Regions from separate parts of the Mus musculus genome. Here region 1 is linked to region 2. Evidence: chromatin loops called from intact Hi-C (ENCODE). Cell type or tissue: gastrocnemius. All regions are shown on one strand. Region 1 has its middle 5.8 kb from the start of Ube2o. Region 2 overlaps Mxra7 (matrix-remodelling associated 7).

Region 1 (2,500 bases), 220 kb before region 2:
TGTCATAGAAACCTCTTAAGGACCACTTCTGGAAGCCAGGCGAACAGAGTGTCTCAAAACAAAGTCCCGTTTCTTCCTCCTGTAATGCCAGTGCTCAGGGGGAGGAGAGAGGGGATAGCCAGAGCAAGCTGGTTACTAGACCAGCTAAGTCACTGTACCCTGAACTGGTGTGGGACCCTGCGTGTGCTGGGTGGTTTTATGTCAATTTGACACAAACTAGAGTCATCTGAGAGGAGGGGACCTCACTTAAGAAAATGCCTCCATATGGCTGGGCTGCAGGCAAGTCTGTGGAGCATTTTCTTAATTAGTGAGTGTTGGGGAAAAGCCCAGCCCATTGTGGGTGGTGCCACCCCTGGCCTGGTGGTCATGGATTCTATAAGAAGGCCGACTGAGCATGCCATGAGGAGCGAGCCAGTCAGTAGCACCCCTTCACGGAATCTGCCTCAGCTCCTGCCTCCAGGTTCGTGCCCTGTTTGAGTTCCTGTCCTGAAGTACACCTGTGTTTGTTGCTTTGTTATGAAAAAGCAGTGTCCTCCCTTCCTAATTGTTGAGTAGACTGGCACTCCAGGAAGATACGCCCCATTTAGTCCATGGCTTCTGGTAATAATGGCTAATAATAGCTTCACTCATTGAAGTGTGACTTCATGCCCAGTTCTATACTCAATAGCTTTGCATAGATTATCCAGAACCTGTCTGGACTGGGTGCCTCATGTCTTACTGGTGTGTTTAACCCTGGTGCCTAGGTCCTGGGGTTTGCTCATGTGTCACATGGATGGATACAAAAAGGTCTGACATCCCTGAACCTCCCTTTGGTGAGTTTACTATGCCCCCAGTGCACTCTAGGCATTGAAGCTAACAAGGTGAAGAACCCTGGTTCCACCCAGTTTGAGCGCCTTCGGAGTCACTGTTGAGAGGGAGCCCAGATGCACTTCCTTTTCTGTCCAGCAGGGGGCGCTCCAAAGAGCGCGCCCCATTACATCCGCAGCGCCTGCGTCTCAGCTCAGGGCCATTCCCCTTAGGGACTGGCCCTTGGCAAAAATGTGAAGAAAATAATGGCATAGCGCAGGATCTGCAAGGCCGACTTCAAGTGCGGGATACATGAAGTAGAGCAGGTGTGGCTCCTGTCTGGAAGCGTCGTTGGCCCAGGGACCTGTGTCCCGCCTCAGGCTTGGGCAGATGCAGGCTTGGGCAGTTGCAGCACTGTGCACTCTGCTGCGGGCCTCAGGCTGGAGACAAGGTGGGACTATGTGGCTCTCCTCCAATCCCAGCGGTGTTAGTGAGTCAGCATGCCTTTAGCCAATGGTGTCTCCCCACCACCTCTGCCACACAGGTCTGTACCTGACCTCGACACCATCCTCCTCTCTGGGAAGCAGTCTTTTGCATGCGTGTGTGCATGTGTTGTTGCTAAGAATCATTCCATTCTGCATCAGTCTTCTACGCGATTCATTGAGCCAGGGTCTCTCAATCAAACCCAGAGCTTGCCAATATGGCTAGTTTTGGCAGGCAGCTTGCTCTGAAATCCGTTGTCTCTGCCTTGTACGGTTAGAATTACAGGTGGACTGCTGCGCATGCAGCATTTACCTGGGCCTCAGGGGGTAAACTTCAGTTCTCATGCTTGGGTGGCAAACACTTTTAACCAGAGTCACCACCCCAGTCTGATGTTTAAGGTCATCAGTGCCTAGCCTCGTGTGGTGGCTCAGAAGGCTGAAGCAGGATAGTCACAGTAAGTTTGAGCTTAGCTTGGGCTGCAATGAGAGACTAGGTTCTAGGCCAGCTTGGATTCTGGAACTTGTCCTGATTGTCCCCACCTCATGACATCACCATTCCTCCTGTCAATGGCTCTTCTGAAAACAGTGCACATCCCGCAGCTCGGCTGTCAGCGTAGAGAGCGTGCCCTCCTCATTGTGCATCCATCCTTTCACTTAGGCATACGTCAAGGCTCATCTAAGTTGGAACTTACGTCTGCACTTCTCCTGATGACTGAGGAGCACTCTGCCACATAAATGCGAAATCTACTTATCCACGCATCCCTGAAAGGGGACATTAACTCTCTTACATAAAAACACAAACTATTACTTGTGTCAGTTTTCAGGTAGGTGACAGCAAACGAGTAGAAAGCACTCAGCTTCTTTCCCCTCCCCACAATCTCCTTCAGGACACCATCCCCCACCAGAGTGGCCCATGTGTGATAATCTTCAGACAGGATCACACCACCCTACAAAGCCATGTTAGCGTTCACTCTTCCCGTTACACCGTCTACGGGGCTGGACACATACAGAAAGGGATTATGGTATTACGTGAGTAGTCTCCTGGCCCAAGATCTCCTCTGTACTCTGAGACATCAACTTTTAAAGGGCAGGCAGGAGAGGACTCTGGGCTGGGAATATAGCTCAGTGGTCCACGAACACTTCTTGCCTACCAGGCTTGAGGTCTTTGGCTTCAATTTCCAGCAGAGGGTGGGGAGCAGAGGAGGAAAGGAAGGAAGGAAAGAAGGAAGGAA
Region 2 (2,500 bases):
TGTGTGTGTGTGTGTGTGTGTGTGTGTGTGTGAGTGTGTGTGTGTGAGTGTGTGTGTGTGAGTGTGTGTGTGTGTGTGAGTGTGTGTGAGTGTGTGTGTGTGTGTGTGTGTGTGTGTGTGTGTGTGTGTGAGTGTGTGTGTGTGTGTGTGTGTGTGTGTGTGTGTGAGTGTGGGTGACCACCCGTGAGTACCAGTGGACTTCACTTCCTTTGTCTATTACTTCTCAAATCTGGTGGTTTGGCTTCAGTGAGAACAAAAACACAGAGGGATTGTGGGAACAGGGTGTGGGGGGGGGGCACAAAGGCTGTGGGGAGCAAACATGGCTGGTAAGAAAAGCTCAAAGCCTGAGCCCATACTGCTGGCAAGCTTCCTCCTCTGAGGAGGACAGAGACAAGGCCATGCCCAGGATCTTGCTAGCCCAGGGACGCACCCCAGCCTGCATTGGCTCCTCGGGGGGGGGGGGGTGTTTTTGTTTTTTTTTTAAATCTCTCAAGCTTTTAGGATGTCAAAAGGAAGGAAAGCTTTCAGGAAGAGGCTAAGGACACCTTCATTATTCTTCAGTTCTGTAAAGAGAAACAGGGAGAGAGAGATCATGTATTTTGTTCAGTCGATTTCAGAAGCAGCACAGGACAGGAGGGTGGGCACAGGGACGAGAAGGAAGATGTTTGGAATTGCAGAGGCCATGGTAGGCTCTGCTGCTTTCTTAGACCAGCAGTTTGCTCCTCATATGTTGCAGGGACACAGCTCTGTTAGTCCCCCCCCACAGCCAAAGCCAGCTGTCCCTCTGCCACTTTCAGCTTCTGAGAAACAGAGACGATGTTCAGTGAGCTTGCTAAGCCTTGGCTGTGTGGTCACACTGATGGAATTCCTATTGCCTTAGATAATTTTTTTTTTTTTTTTTTTTTTTTTGCTTCCTGCTGCCTGGGTCTTCGTCTGCTGTGAGGGCTCTGAACCTAACCCTGCAGGTTCCCCAGAAGGGCCAAAAGCCTGGCCAACTCTCTGACTCTCTGAAGGCCCGAGGTCTGATTGTGTGCCTTTGGCGCCCTCTCCTGGAAGCTGGAGTTATTGCATGCTTTCAGCCGTTATGCAGGAAGAGCCTGAACTCTTAAGGTAAGGCTGGGGGTGGGGGTCCCCACTTTTCTAACTGCCCTAACATGTCATACAAAACCCTCTTCTTGGGTCCTGTCTATTTCCATGAGTGAAAAGATAACAGACCTACAGACAGTCAGGCACAGCAGTGAGGGGCCTGGCCCGGGCTGGCAGCACAAGCTTAGTGTACAAGCTGGGTTCCTCTCTCTCTCTGGGACCAGCAGGTGGGATATCCTGCTAAAAAGCAAAGCCAGCCAGGCTTCTTGGCCTGGGAGAGCAAAAGTCTGCCATCCAATGAGCCCAGGCACACTGAGGGAAGCTTCGGAGAGCGGCAGGGTCAGAGCCAATGTGGGGAGCAGGGGAGGAGTGTGCGTGCCCACCCAGAGGGAATTTAAAAAGGTTAGCGTGCAGAGCAGCAGAGATTTAAGCGGTTACTGCCTTCTCACTTCCCAGGCTCTGGACAGGAGTTTTGTCTGAGCAGATCCAGGGGCAGAAAGTCTCAGTTGGGATGGTAGGAGAACCCATTTGGGGCATCCAGCTTGCTCAGTGCTGCTCCCTGAGGAGTGTGATCAAGCCTGAGGAGAACAGAGCAGAGCGCTGCCGCAGAGCTGGGCCCTAGGCGCAGCTGCGGTGGCCCAGCTAATGATTCAAAGTGAGAGGGAGAGAGTGCACCATTTACCTGCTAACAAGGTGCTTGCTTGCCTGTTTATCAGCCTAGAAGCAGAAAGAGGCATTGTGCTGGTAGGGACAGGTCTGACGGGCAGCCTGCCAGCTTGAGAGAGTGGTTCATTAGTTTGATGGTAATGTAGATGAACGGTTTCATTATTATTATTATTATCAATTACATTTGTATTTGTTTTGTGTGCATGTGGAACTTGGGGGACAATCCATACCACTTGGTTCTCCCCTTTTATCGAACTAGTCTGAGGCTCAGACTCAGGGCGGCAGGCCTGAGCAGGGTTGGCAGCAGGCACCTTTGTTCTCTGAGCTAGCAAATACACTGGTGCTATTTTTCAGGGGACAGTTCTAGAGCCGTTCCCCAAATCCCGTTGGGTCCAGATCTGTCATGTAGCTATCGTTTTTCTAAAAGCCAGAGACAGAAGGGTGAAGCCAACCTGAGCAGCCTCTGCAACCCCCAGCATCAGATGTGGCACAGAGGTGTGGTCAGGGGATGCCCCTCCGGCTGGGCCTGCGTGCAGGGCTGGGAGGGAGCAAGCAGATGTCAGGTGAGATGGGCGTGGGAGAGCCACAGGAAGCATGCTGGGTTGGGGCAATGGAATGAAATGAACTCAGGCCCTGCTGGGACCTCAACCAGTCCCTCCTGCACACAGTGAGGACTTCTCTGTGCAGAGGGCGAGTCAGGGACTCCTTCTTCACTCGGAGCAGCTCCTTGGCACACTCTGCAGCTCAC

Evidence for each region. A loop is a pair of places that touch in the nucleus more often than their neighbours do. Peaks named below come from ENCODE experiments on the same cell type or tissue, not always from the same donor. Only the 100,000 strongest peaks of a DNase experiment are listed, where the experiment ranks them.
Region 1: a loop joins it to region 2, with 6 times the contacts of the local background. A loop is called at or near these places in 3 of 42 quality-filtered maps.

Annotation. Positions count from the first base shown.
Region 1 is chr11:116,586,022-116,588,521 of GRCm38, forward strand. No RefSeq gene overlaps it. Among named protein-coding and RNA genes, the nearest start is that of Ube2o, 5.8 kb to the left of the region's middle. In gastrocnemius, no CTCF peak of the experiment used is centred here; a DNase peak (open chromatin) is centred at 960.
Region 2 is chr11:116,807,406-116,809,905 of GRCm38, forward strand. All of the region lies in intron 3 of Mxra7 (matrix-remodelling associated 7), which reads right to left. Among named protein-coding and RNA genes, the nearest start is that of Mxra7, 19 kb to the right of the region's middle. In gastrocnemius, a CTCF peak has its summit at 1,056 (motif pointing left); DNase peaks (open chromatin) are centred at 369, 1,032 and 1,798; H3K27ac peaks cover 1,414 bases.